3 separate regions of the Mus musculus genome follow, and regions 1 and 3 are each linked to region 2. The links are chromatin loops, found by intact Hi-C in ENCODE. Cell type or tissue: heart. All regions are shown on one strand. Links, peaks and the distances in the headings refer to the core of each region. The heading gives the core; the rest is flanking DNA.

Evidence for each region. Peaks named below come from ENCODE experiments on the same cell type or tissue, not always from the same donor. Only the 100,000 strongest peaks of a DNase experiment are listed, where the experiment ranks them.
Region 1: a loop joins it to region 2, with 1.9 times the contacts of the local background. A loop is called at or near these places in 3 of 42 quality-filtered maps.
Region 3: it touches region 2 in a loop (2.0-fold over the local background); 2 of 42 quality-filtered maps call a loop at or near these places.

What each region holds. Positions count from the first base shown.
Region 1 is chr16:30,007,183-30,011,915 of GRCm38, reverse strand. 4632428C04Rik (RIKEN cDNA 4632428C04 gene) reads right to left here and starts at 3,249. Exons shown (of 3, transcript NR_033631.1): 1 at 3,186-3,249. In heart, for the core only: a CTCF peak has its summit at 2,794; DNase peaks (open chromatin) are centred at 2,125 and 3,015; H3K4me3 peaks cover 1,855 bases; H3K27ac peaks cover 2,111 bases.
Region 2 is chr16:29,880,012-29,884,744 of GRCm38, reverse strand. No RefSeq gene overlaps it. Among named protein-coding and RNA genes, the nearest start is that of Gm52263, 6.3 kb to the left of the region's middle. In heart, for the core only: no CTCF peak of the experiment used is centred there; DNase peaks (open chromatin) are centred at 2,024 and 3,044; H3K27ac peaks cover 2,032 bases.
Region 3 is chr16:29,732,706-29,737,438 of GRCm38, reverse strand. No RefSeq gene overlaps it. Among named protein-coding and RNA genes, the nearest start is that of Gm46567, 78 kb to the left of the region's middle. In heart, for the core only: a CTCF peak has its summit at 2,950; DNase peaks (open chromatin) are centred at 1,718, 1,978, 2,338 and 2,888; H3K4me3 peaks cover 1,015 bases; H3K27ac peaks cover 1,729 bases; H3K27me3 peaks cover 360 bases.

The sequences.
Region 1 (4,733 bases), core at 1,479-3,978, 130 kb before region 2:
TTCCTCCACACTGAGAAAGTATAACTTGATGCTTTATGTTTGACAAAGAAAACGGGAGCCAGACATTAACAAATAACAACATCGCAAAGGTACACCCGTCTTTGCATATACCCAAAATGCCATCAAGAATGTAAACAGGCAGACACAGACCCGGAAAAAATACTCACACATGTACACGGGTCAGAGGTCAGACATGCAAGACACACTAGGACTCTTGCTGCTCAAGAACACACAGAGAGAAATGCAAGGTTTTAAATGGCCCTTACGAGAGAAGATGTGCAAGTAGCCACGGTCAGCACAGGAGAAGGCCTCTACTGCCATCAGCTTCCAAAGAATGCCAATCAAAGGACAATGGCTAAAATAAAAACTTCACGATGCCAGATGCAGGAGAGGATGTGGGGCGATGGATTGGAGGTGATGCAGACATTTGGAATGCTGCATTTGCTTTATGAGTCGAACACAGGCTAGGCGTGCTGGTGCATGCTTTTAATCCTGAACTCAGGAGGCAGAGGCAGGAAGATCTCTGTGAGTTCAAGACCAGGCTGATCTACATAGTGGATTCTAGGACAGCCAGGATTGTGTAGCTCCCTACATGACCCTGTCTCAAAGAAAGAAAGAAAGAAAGAGAGAGAGAGAGAGAGAGAGAGAGAGAGAGAGAGAGAGAGAGAGAGAAAGAAAGGGTTGAATACAGCAAGTAGGTGGTATTTGTTATGGTTTTAACAGTGGACGGTTCATAAGGAAAGCAAACCTGATTACTAGAACCGACTGCTTCCTGCTGTAAACTCTCCTACAATAACCAGTTTAAAGATGTCAGCACAACATCACTGAAATCAGAGATGGGATGGGATGGCCCAGGTGGCATTTGCTAGCTGGTCCCCGTTCATCTCTACCCACCATGCATCTGTAATGTGACCCGACAACCCTACTCCTGGGCATTTTTTAGGAGAAATAGAAATATATCTCCAAAAGCTCCCTGTGTGAATGAGCTCTGTTTCTCGAGGCCCAGACTTAAAGGCAAGAGGACTGAGAAGTGATCTGCACTAGACCCAGGATGGAATGCCACTCAGGGACGAAAAGGAATGACCTCCTGAGACAATGTGCAGCAATGTGGCCACATCTTGAAACCATCAAGCTGTGTGGAATGAGGCAAACTGGAGCAGAGTAGGCTGTGTGGTAGCACTTCTATACCATTGCAGATGGGTGAAAACTGACCAATCATGGTGGCAATGAGACCAAGAGCCCTGAGGCAGGACCCCTACCTGGTCCATTCATCCTTTATCACACTAGGATAGAATTAACTCCTTAGGAGACTTTCTAATTGCTTGATTGAGAGCCCCAACTGGAGATCATGGGACTTCAGAGTAACCTTCCTCTTCCTCTGCTTCTCTCAGTGTCCACTGGCGCCATCAGCGTCTGCTGTGTCTCCTCTGGAGCCGTGCTTCATGCTGGCTGAATGACCTAGCATATACCCCGTTGACTGTGGATCTCCAGAGGGGACATCTCGGTTGGTCCTTTGACACACTAGCATAACTGAGCACTTAACTGACTGAGTCACAGGGCAGGGGTGGTTTATTTCCCCAACCAAGAAGAGTTCGAAAAGTCCTACCAGGGTCTACAGAATCTGAGCTGTGGAAGATGCAAATGGCGATTGGGCAGGTCCGGGGGCGGGGGGGGGGGGGGGGCTCACAAGTGAGTGCTATGGGGTAGTGAGAGCAAAGGCTGTGTGTGTGGGATAACCTGAACTACATCTAGACACCGAGGTGACATTTACAGGTCCCAAACTTCTGGCAGATGGTTTCACCTAAGTCTCTTTAATGATAAACCAGGTGCTGGGTGTGGTGGCACGCTCCTGTAAGTTTCAGGGTCAACCTAGGCTACATTAGTAAGACCCTGACTCAAAAAAAAAAAAAAAAAAAAAGCGCGAACTTTGAACCTTGGTCTGTGGGACCTTCAAGTCTGATGAAAGCTGCGGGCTTGTGTGGTCTCAGAATAGGTAGATGCAGATCGGGGTGGGGATGCACGCAGCAACAGCTGCAGAAGTCATGTAGAGTTCACACACGCCCAAGGGAAGCCAAGGTTGGAGTGCTCAGCCTTCCCATGGGGACAACACCCACCACAGTCACAGTCCCCCGCCTTTTTTAAAGTGTGTGGTTATGTGGGTGTGCATTTGTCCGCGCAGGCTTCCAGCTGTTTGCTTCTATCTGTACAACGACTGCCAGAAGGAACTGCGACCTAGACTTTTGATCCAGTCAATAAACACACGGGAGCTGGGCCTGGCCACAGTGGTCAGACTCAGAAGCGAGACTCTAGATGAAGGGACAGTAACGATAAAAGCCTTCCCCTCACCCCTCCAGTCTTTCTGGCAGTTCGTGTCTGAATCTAAAAGCCAGAAGTGGCACCGTCTCTAACGAGCAACTTCTCTGGTTTTCTGCTTTGTAACTAGGAGCATCACCAGGAGTTTGAAGCCACAATGAATTCAGACTAGTTTGGATTACAGATACCCCCTCCCCCCCCCCCCCCCCGGTCTAAAAAAAGCAAAGAACGCACAAGGAACACAGGGTGTGTAGGTATCCGCCGTGGTGATGTATCCCCCACCCCTCTGTCCCCCCTCAATGGACAAGCATCGGAGCCTCTGCTGCTGTACGCCTAGGTAGCCAAGGGTTAACCGGCGTCCCCCTCCCCCCTCCGCCCCCGCCGGGCTGGGCAAGGCGGGAAGGCGGCGCGCCGGGTGCCAAAGTCGGAACCTGCTCTCGGCAGCTCCCCGCGCTGCCTTGACTCACCGCCAGGCCTGGCGCGGCCGCCGGCTGTGGAATGTGTGAGCGCCATGTGTCACCGCCCCAGACTGTGGGAAAACGCTGCTCCGCTCACCTCCCAGCAGCTGGCCCGCGCCCGCCCGCCCGGGAGCCGGGAAACAGGAGCCGCCCGCCTGGGAGGCCGCCCGGGGCCACTTCCGAGCGCGCGCCGCCTCTCCGCCCACACGCCGGTCCCTGCCGGCGACCCGGGGCTGCGGCGCCACCCGCAGCGAGTGGCCCAGCACGCCCTTCTTTTGCCCCCGCTGGCCTTATGCATCCTCCTGCTCCACCAGGCCGGCCTTAGACACAGAGAGCCCCTGTTCTGAGAGCTCCTGGGCGGTGACCTCTTTCCGGGAAAGGGCCAGAGAACTGAGGGCTATGCAGGGGACTGACCTCATGGGGTTGTGTGACAGCTCCAGTCTGGACCTTGCCAGCCCTGAACAGGAGGTTCCACTCTGCCTGACCCTTCCCCCGGAGAGCTAGGCAAGAGCCCTGCACCTCAACGCGGGGGCAGCCTCCCCTCTAGTCATTGGATGAGAGTCACATGGGTCCAGAAGTCAGCCAGGGACAAGGTTTCCAATGCCTAGCCATGCAGGGAGATGTAGGCAAAGTCACATTCTGGGTGGCAGCCATGCAAGACTGGAGACAGCGCAGTGCACCTTGTTCCGAGCCTGGCTCTCCACTCCGTGGCCAAGTGTCTCTTCAGCCAAGGCTCCTTGTGGTGTCGCTGCCTTCCAGGGCAGTTGGGACGAAATCAGATGGGGGTGGGGGCAAACCTCGGGGTCCAGGGATCCAGGGTCTTCACCTAGCATCAGCCTCTGCTGCTTTCTGAGGGGTCGAGGTGTGTGTGTGTGTGTGTGTGTGTATGCCACCCCCGTAGGAGGCTCGGGACCTGGGTGGGGTCTCTGCTGTACCCAGCTCTCCTCCAGCATGATCTGTTTCTGTTTTTTCTCCCTGCCTGTTCTTCACAGTGGGCGATGAGGTCTCACTTCTGTGGTTCTTCCCAGGCTAACCTAATCCAGTTCAACAGCTGCCTCTCCTGAAGTCCCCATGCACTTGATTTCTGTCCCCGCTCTGTACCGGTCATGGCCTGCCTAACTAGTCTTTCTCTCTCCTGCAACTTCTTATTCAAAGACGGGCTACCCTTCTATGTACCCCCCCCCCCCCATGAACAACACTGAATTCTGCATGTGACAGCCACTCTGCAGATTGAGTGCACCCCCACATGAACACTTGTCAATACCATTTATCACAGGTTCAGAACCTCATTGCCCAGACATGTGACCTCGGTCAGGCTAATCTTGCCATCTCAAATCTCTCCCCTCACCTGCAGAACATAAATCTGAGTAGGGTGTGGTGCCACAGGCCTATGATCCCAGCACGTAGGAAGCAAGAAGATCACAAGTTTGAGGCCAGCCTCTGCTTTCTATTGGGGAATCTAATGAAGAAGAGAGGGAGGAGGAAGAAGAAAAGAAAAAAAGGGGGAAAAGAATGCATTCGGTGGTATTTGGTGCGCTATAAGCTTTGAATAATGAAACTCCAGTTAACGACAGGATGCATCATGGCAGTGGTTCTCAAAAGAGTATGTCATCTAGTGACACCTTACCCATCTTACTTTGTATAAGTGCACTCTATGAAGTTCCCATAATGATAAGGTCAGTGAGAGATCCCTGTCATTAATCCATATACAATTGCTAAAATACCATAGACTGGCGGCAGACATTGACTGACGCCCAGTTCTGGATGTTGAAGTCAAAGAATAAGGCACAGGTGACTCAATTCCCCTGAAGTCCCTCTTCCTTGGCTTATAGGCAGTTTGTAGATAGTCTTCGCTTTTTGTGGATTCTTCTTTTTCCCATCCTTTATTCCTCCACCCCCTTTTCACTACCTATCACTAGATAAGAAGGAAAGGATAAAGGGGAGACAGAGATCCTTGAATCT
Region 2 (4,733 bases), core at 920-3,419:
AGATGGCTCAGTCGATAAGAGCACCGCCTGTTCGACCAGAGGTCCCGAGTTCAATTCCCAGCAATCACATGGTGGCTTACAACCATCTGTAATGTGTTCTGATGACTTCTTCTGGCCTGCAGATGTACATGCAGATAGAGTGCTCATATTCATTAAATAAATAAATACATACATAACATAACATAACATAACATAACATAACATAACATAACATAGTTCCTCAGGAGTGGAGGAAAGGTTTGGCATCATCTATGAGGGGCTCGAGCAAGAAATCCAACCTCACTAGATAGGGTGCTGCGTGCCTTTAATCCCAGCACTCAGGAGGCAGAGGCAGCTGGACCTTTGAGTTAGAGGCCAGATTCCAAAACAGCCAGAGCTACAGAGAGACCCTGTTCGAAAAGCAAACAAAGAAACAACAACACATACAAAAGACAGGAACAAAGGAAGGAAGGAGGGAAGGAAGGAAGGAAGGAAGGAAGGAAGGAAGGAAGGAAGGAAGGAAGACAGAAAAAAGAAAAGAAAGCCTTAGCTTAGTCAAGATGGCTGGCTATGTGAGCCGTATAGACAAGCCACATAGACAAGCTCATGGAGATGGATGCCACAGCGAGAGAGAAACCATCAAGGCATCTCACGGGTCAGGTACCTTTGTAGTCTCTCAGGTTGAAAAGAGCCCTCAGTACCACCTATTTAAAGGAGAGGAATTTGCACTGAATTCTCAGTCTTCAGATCCTGCCGACTTTGAACCTACTTGTATCTGTGTGATCACACACACAAACATACCCACACAGAGATGCACACATGTGCGCACACACACACACACACACACACCACTACACTTCATTTGCCATAGTACACCCTCCCCCATAACCCTGTGCAGTCAGGAATTCAATTCAAAGCAAAAGGGATTCTTGAGGAGGGGGGAAAAAAAAAGGAATTCCATAGTGGTGAGGTTAGGGTTACAGCCCTTGAAGCCAGATGGTTTCCTGGAGACGTCAGGGGAGCTGGGTGAGGTGGCATGGGGGACACCATCCGGGAGCCCCAAGAGCTAAAGCTGGCACTTGCATGTGGCTGGCATCTGCTTAGTGCTGTGGATGGTACCTTCACAGCATCTCCATCTGCCTCCAGCATCCCCAGCCTGGGACCTAAGTTGCTGTATTCTATTCTCCACCCATTTCTGAAAACTGCCTGCTCGGGTGCTACTTCAAAGTCCCCTGGGAATGCCAAGTCGCCAATTAAGCCTCTTTGAGGCAGGTTCTCATTCCTTCCCCACTAATTGAAATGTTACTCCTTTTACTAAACCCATAAACCACCCAAACACAACGGCCTTCCTCATTTGCATTGTAACAATGTCCCTAATGTCCTTCCAAGAGCTTTACGTAGAGCCGAACCTTTTCTCTACCCCCCCCAACCCCCCAACGGTCAAAAGCAATTCCGAGGCAAAGGCCTTCATTTCCATCCCTATACAGCTGCTCATTAGCCAAGGTGGAATAAATTCCCTTTATTCTGGATTCATTTCCCAGGATGATAATGTCTTTTTTGTCTCAGGCCACTGTTCCCAAACTGGCCTTAATTGCTGATAGTAATTGAGTTAATGAGTATTTACAGCCGGTAAGGTTAAAAAAGGTCTCCTGTAGTTTTATTTGTGACATTTTATTTAACCTGCAATAAAATCATTAACAAGTTGTCCCCGTGTTAATTTTCTGGCCCTTCATCTTGTCTCTGTCTCTTGGGAAAGTAGGGTGAAGGTAGATGGCTCGGTCCTGGGGGTAGTTCTTAGGTTGCAGGGATGGGGAACCCAGCCTCATCCAGGTTTTCTTCTATTCAGAGAGGAGGGCCTCTCCCAGTGAAAGCAGATAGCCTGGGGCCACGATGCTCCACAGTCTCCCAGGCGCTTGGCCAAGTCACAGTCGGGGTGATGAAATCCCTTCAAAGCCACTGGGCTGGGCCAGGCTCAAGCTCCCTACCAGCAGCGCCAGCCTAAAGTGGCCCACAGGTCGGGCACAGAGCCGAGGTGTCAGGCAGTGTGAAGAGTCTGTGCATCGGTGCCTGCCAGAGAGAAGATCTGAGATGGGGCTGGAGGAGGCACCCATGCTTGTGGGCAATGCTAGGGCAAGCCAGGGGCTTTCCACACTTCACACTGGGAGGCCTGAGACTTGTCTGTGGGAGTCAGTCACTCCTAACCTTCATGTCTGCTTCCTTGCAAGCCACAGTGGGAGAGGTGGAGGCCCCTTTTCACAGTGGGGTTCTGGTTTCTTTGTTACTTCTTTAGAGTGAAGCTGGCTTCCAGGAAAAAAAAAAAGAACCTCAGAGGCCACTCCCAGATAACAGCAACTCCTTTTCTTCCTTGTGTGCTCTGCGTGGGGGGCTACTGGTGGCGTCTCCTTCAGAGGTGTCCAGAAACAGTGTTTGGGGGAATGATGAATCACACTGTAGCGGAAGTATCCAGCAGTTCCCTAGCATACACAATGGCTTTGGTTTCCTGGACATACAACTAGACTGTCTAGGCCTTCTTCAAGTTAGATGTCACCAGGTGACAGCAGAAAAAAAAAAGGTGTGCATAGGAGGAGATCCAACAACTTGCAGCCCAAAGTTAAAAGCAGCAGGGTCCAGCCAGCTGAAAATTGTCACACAAGGAGTTGAGACAGTCCCACCCTTCCTGTATGTACACATTAAAAAAAAAAAAAACTGGAATTTTTTAAATTTATTTTTTATTTTATGTGCATTGGTGTTTTACCTACATGTATGTCAGCGTGAGAGGTTGGGTCACCTGGACCTGGAGTTAACAGTTGTCCGCTGCAATGTGGTTGCTGGGAATTGAATCCCCTGTCCTCTGGAAGAGCAGCCAGTGCTCTTAACCACCGAGCCATCTCGCCAACCCTTCTGTGGAATTTAAACCACTCTACGCTCTGGGAACTATCGGTGGCAGGAGCCTACTCTACATTCCAACAAGTACAGTGTGCCCTGCGCTGTGCCTGGGAATGGTCGTCTTGCTTGGGATTCTCACCCTCTGAGACCTTTCCCATGTGGCTCTGATCCGGGCCCCTTTGCAAAGCCTTCCCGTGGGCAGAGGAAGCAGAAAGCTGACCCGACTCAGTCATTACCCTGGCATCCTACCAATGCCACTTTTGCCTGCCTGTAGGCAGATTAAAGCATCTGGCCAAGGCGTAACGTTTAGAAATTCAGTTCTCGGGCCACTCCCCAGACTCACTTCATCAATGACATTTCTGAAGTCAGGCTCCCTGCATGAACAGACTGGAGAAGACTAAACTGATTTCTGGAACAGTTCAGCCTGTCAGGAGTTGGGGATAGGAAGGGGGGTAGGAGTCATTCAAAATCCACTTGTCCCTTCATCTTGTGATGGACAGACAGACAGAGACCCAGAGCCAGGAAAGGGCAGAATCAGCCTGAGGGCCCCTGGCTTGAGCCTGGTGCTCCTTAACTGAAGACAGAAACAAGGTACGTGCCATGTGCTGTCATCAACTGTCCCTTTGCAACTGCTGATACCTGCTTAACATTCTTCATGCTCTGTAAATCATCCGAACATACTTGTCTCTGAGCCTGATGTTCCGGTCTTCACAGCCGGTACCACAGCACTGTCTCCTCTGGGCACATTTCAAGTACAGCTCCTGTGGTTTCTGTAAAGTCAAGGTTGAGCATATTGGGCAGGTCGGCTTTTCTCGGGTGGTTGTTTTCCATGCCCACCTGGAATCAGGGGCTGCTGAGAAAACCTTCTTCAAGGCACGGGGGAGGGGCTGCTTATGGTAGGAAGTGTGGCAGCTGTAGACTGCTAGACTGTCAATTAGTGTCTTTGGTCTGACAACAGTGAAAGAATTCATCCCATTTTATAGAGGAGGCAACTGAGGCTCAGATAACTTTGCCGAGTTACTCAGGTCTCTGCTAGGACCTTTTTGACTTCCAGCTCTGAGCTCTTCAGTCTACCGGTCAGTGGGCAGGTTGCCCTCTTCTAACCCAACTACATTGTCTCTTCATGTCTATGAAGGTCCTGGCTTATTTTCTAGAGCCAATTTTCCAGAGTTCAGAGGTACACTGGCCAACACAAAATAAAATAAAAACAAACAAACGAAAAAACATATTCCATGGGTGGCTCTGGCTCCCCATAGCCAATTATATTCTTTATTGTTGTTCGTTTTGTTTTGTTTTGTTTTGTTTTGTTTTGTTTTGTTTTGTTTTGTTTTGAGACAGTGTTCCTGTGTATCCTTGACTGTCTTGGATCTCACTTTGCAGACCTGGCTGGTCTTGAACTAATTCGCAGAGATCCACCTGCCTCTGTGTCCTCAGAGCAGGGATAAAAGGCATGTGCCACCATCACCTGGTGCCAGTGATATTCTTAATTGTTGCAGTGACTTCAAAACTCATGCCTTTTGCCCTCATTACTTCCTCTCCAGGAACTTCTGGGGAATCAGAGTCTTGGAGGTTTGGCTAAGAGGCCATAAAGTGTGTGATGGTTTTGCTTTGTTTCCCCCGTTGACACAAGCTAGAGTCATCTAGGAAGAGGGAACTTCAGTAGAGAAAATTTCCCCCCATCAGATTGCCTGGAAGCAAGTCTGTGGGTCATTTCCTTGATTAATGGTTCACAAGGAAGGACCCTGCCCACTGTGGGCAGTGTAACCCCGGGACAGGCAGTCCTGGGTTATATAAGAAAGCAGGTTGAACAAGGCAAGAGGAACAAACTAGTAAGCGGCACCCCTCCATGGCTTATCCTGCCTCCAGGT
Region 3 (4,733 bases), core at 1,479-3,978, 150 kb after region 2:
GCTTAAGGGGTTTAGTACCATCTTCTGGTCTCCATGGACACACATATATACACACAGAGACACACATAAATATAAAACTAAAAACAAATATTGTCGAACAGCAACAAAGCTGATTGACTTCGAAGGGCACCCAGCTTCAGAAGGGTACGTGGTCTCTGTCCTACTGAGGATCGCTGTTGATTCAGACCCATTCAAACCCAGGACACTACAGTTCTCTCTGAGAGCATGCAGATTCATGCTGAAGGAGTAAGAATGACATTCACATGACAGAGCTCTAGATAATAGAGCAGAAAGGCCAACTCCATGACCCTGTCCCATGCTTTAGGATGTCATGTTTGTCCACCCTGCACATTCTGCTGCCAACCTTTCCCAAGGGTGGATGTGCCCCTGTGTTGTCCACTCAGAAAGAAGTCAAAACAGATTCTCCAAGCCTGATGCTCAATCTCCTCTTTCTGACTCCAATCAGTGTGACCAACCGATGTGACCCTCTGTGGTCACCTAACCAACCCTCGCTCTCTCTCCCCTGTTGTCACTCCACACTGAATTGTCCTTTCACCCATCTCTGCATGGCAGAGACCAATTCAGAGATCCAGTGTCACTGCCTCCAGCAACCCTTCCTTGCTCACTGTCAGCAGAAGTGAGTTCCTCTGCCCTGACCTCAAGACATCTCTCCTTCCCTTGTAGGACTTGGTCTCTATATTAGAGTTAGTTAGAGGCACACACCAGCCCTTAAGTTTGAATTCCTCGTGATGAAGTCTTATGTCCCTCTCCTCCTTCACCCTCTCCTCGATGCCCTACACAATACTCAACATTAGTTAAGTCTTTGGAGTCGAGTGAGCAGATAAATCAATTTTTCCCTTCCCAACACGAAAACCACCAGCCAGTTGGCTCAATGAATCCTCACCCTTCCCTCCCCCGCCCTGAGTGCCGGTCTGGTGATTCCAGCTGCATCTGGAACACAGACAGAGACCTAAGAGATGTCATGAAATACGGATCACTGGAAAACGGAAAGCAGCGAGGAAAACTCAATCAGTAACATGTCACGGAATGCAGGATCGGGAGCCAGGGTTGGTGGCACATCTGTGACCCCAGCATTGGGAGTGTGAGATGGGAAGGAAGATTCAGTCTGGGACACACAGTGAAGACCCTGTTTCAAAAGGAAAACACCCCTAAACCCATGGGTTGGTGATTAGTCACCACTTCATCCCCAAACCCAGGACATATTTGTAAAGGCTGTTTGGGTTGGTCGGCTTGTCTGTTAAACCTCGTGGTAATCAAACGCTGGTTTAGTTCTTAGGAATTGTTTTGTTCCTACTCAGAGATGATATTTACGCCAATATCCAGTGTTAGAGGAGGGGCTGGGAGGGGCTGTGTTCTGGTGATGACAGCACCCCAGGCTGAGGAACAGAGATGGGCCCTACAGTTCGGGGAATGTAGACACGACAGAAGGACATTCCCTCTAGCCTTGGCTAAGTCCCTATGAGAAGCTGCACCCCCCACCCCCAGGGTGAGAGGAAGTAGACATAACTTCCCCAGCTGTCTTCCCCATACCTTTAAGCCCTTTCTCAGTGCCTTCCACAAAAGGTTCTGTGGGTCTACTTACACAGTAGCACATTGTTGGCCAAAGCAAGGTTTCAAGTGACAAGGGAGAAACTGGAAGCTGGGGAAACAGGGCTCCCGTTGGCCCCAGGCCCCAGGGCCCTTGCTTCCAATGCTGGGGTTTAAAGTGGGTTTAGAGGAAACGGACAACTTCTGAGTCGGAGTTTCACGTTACCATTTCCTCTTTGTGGCTTCATCGAGACCACGGGTAGATATATATGACTCCGTATTAGCTAAACTGACCTCCAACCCCTATAAGCCTACCCCTGAGAACTCAGGGGAGAGAGTGGGGGAATAGCCATCTGCAGGGGGTAGAAGAGAGCCTGGGATGTCTTGCCCTAGATCCTCAGCGTCCCTGCCACCCACCGTCCAAGGCAAACACAGCAGCCATCCCCGGAAGCAAGCAATTAGATGCTCCCCGGGGAGGCCTGTAAATTCCTAACTTCTCCCTTCAGGAGGTTAAAAGTAATAGGGTTGCTGGGATTATTTATGTTTCTCTGTCTGGATGAATGTGTATTGGGAGGTGTGTGTGTGTGTGTGTGTGTGTGTGTGTGTGTGGGTGTGTGTGTGTGTGTGTGTGTGTGTGTGTTGTGCATGCGCGTGATCCATCCTCCCATCTCCTGTCTTACACAACTAGCTGCTATTTACACACCAGATGATCCCTGCAGGAAAAGGCAAGTCCCCAGCCGCTGTGGAATTTTAAGAGAGCTTCCTGGAATGCCCTTGTGGGATGTCTGGTTCTAATTGCCTCCGTCAGCGGAGCTGGCAAGCTGGCAGGCGCAATGAGAGGTGAAATTGAACAGATTCCAGTTCACATCAGACCCCCAGCCCTGCCAGAGTCCCCCAGGGCCCGGAAAAGAAAACAAATGTGGCCCAGGCAGTGGAGGGCCTGGGGAGGGGGGTGCGGGGGGGGGGTGTAGAACGCTAGACTGGGAGTTGGAGCAGGAAGATTACTGTCCCAGAGCAGCGGCTTCTGACTGGCTTCACTTTGTGCTAATCACTTAGTCTTGTGGGCCTCCTGTGTTCAGCTGCCAAATGAGTGGTCTCCCAGGCCTCTTCCTAGTCTAAGATGGGGGTCGGGAGGAAAGCGTCCAGCTGTCCCTGTGGTGGGTTGAAGGGTCAGTGGTTTTGTCTTCGGACTTTTGAATCAGATTTTTTTTTTTAACATTTTAGATCTTTAAGCATGATGGGAGGTGAGAGGCTTCAATCCACCTACTAGAACCTAGTGCTGTTCCAAGCTAGCCCTTGTCCCTCTCCCACAGCTCCTCTAGGGATGACTGAAGGTCTTGAGGTCTTAACACAAATCTCTGCCAGAAAGGAGACAAAATCCACAGTTCCTTAGTGCCCCCTATGGGTCCAAAGATGGAGACACTTGAAAGAGGCTGCCCAAGAAGCCACTCTCCTCCCCCCTTGTTCCCCCAGCCTCCAGGGCATCTCTGGCTCCTAGCTCAGAGCCAGAAGGCTCAAACTGATCCCTAATTTAAGGTGAATTTTTCTTTCTTTTAAGACTGTTGTTTTAAGGCACAGACTAAATTAATTTAGTCAGTTCCCCCAACAGGCTATAGATTGAGTGCTTCCCAAGGGGTCCATGGTATGTGTAAAGCGACACGGTTTATCAAATACAGACGCTTGCTGTTTATCATCTTGCCCTTGCTAAGCCTAGCATCAGCTTGACCCCCTAGCCCACAGCTGACACATGTGTGTCTTCAGGCATCAGGGGCTCACTTTTGAGTATGTGTAGGGAAGTCGGCTTGGCCTAGACCAACCAAATCCTAGTCACCGAGACTTTTGCCAAATTGGGGCATAATTGGCAAAGATGTCTAAGAAGACATTTGTAGAGAGGCTGCAGTCCACAGGATCGCCAAGCATCCTAGAGCACGCCTTTCTCTTGGCTCTATTGCTTCACGGACTACGATGACCATGTAAGCCCCTGCCTTCTCAGTGCTTTCCAGAAAGAACGTGCCAAAATGCAAGGGTCACCATGGTGCTCCATCCAATAAGTCAGCCCCCTTACAGACCACCTGGGACTTCTGCTTGGATCTCATTGACCACTCTAGCCGCAAGAATGGCTGGAAATGTAGTCCTGTCTCCTCTCCTAATGACCTGAGTTCTTTTCCTAAGAAACAGGAGCAGATATAAGGGCAGTATCAAGAAAACTGTTGTGCCTGCTATTATGTGTCTGGAGAGGAGTGAGGGGGTACGCCACAGTCCTTTTCTTGGGGGTCACTGGCTTCCCTCTGCAGGAAGAGAGAAAGCTGTTGTGTGCAGTTCATCTGATCCAAGAGAACTCCTAAGCTTCTCACACAGGACTAGACTGCCAAGTTGGTGGGGAGAGATGGCATCTGTGGGATGATCTCTTCCAAGGCTAATGGCAGGCAGGTGATTCTGAGCCTGGCCTCTGGGCCTTTTCCTAAGGAAAACCATCCCAGGTCACTCAGGAGGTTTGCACTCAGATCTCAGCATACCTGTCTAGTGTTCACCACCTGGTCTGGGACCAAAGAGCAGCCTCCTTTCAAAGATTCTAATGGCTTTGTTCTAGTACCAACAGCGCTCAGAGGACATGAGGGGAAAGACTCTCACCCTACATTTGGATATATCCTCACTTCCCCACTCCCAACAAAGTCTGTTGCTATCTCTTCATTCGTTCTGCTGGGAGCCTGGGCCAGCCTGGCTCACAAAGCAAACATTTAAGTCTAAATATGGTATTTAAACTGTGGAATGCTGAGATTGGCATGGCTCAGTGAGTCCCCTGATGACTGGCCTCTGGCTCTCTGCTCCTGAGTGTCCCTGGCCCTTCAGATTTGGAGAGGAAACTCATCTCTAATTTGGTCCCTGGTTTTGAGCCAGTTGATGCTAAACTCCTGGTCCTGGGCACTTGGTGCTCCTCTGACTGTTGGGAGAAGAACAGAGGAATAGAAAATTTGCCTGTAATAGTTATTCCTTACTCTAGAACAAGATGTGCTGGCGAAAGAAGGGCCCAGGTAAAGGGAGGGGAAAGCTTTGACTAGCCCAGTGAGCTCCATTTTAAGGAACTGGTTTCTAACCTGGTGATGCTTCAATACTGCCCTATGGGGCTCAGTGAGTCACCTCTGCTGTAACGACCACCTCATTCTTCGAAAGCCAACTAGACCAAA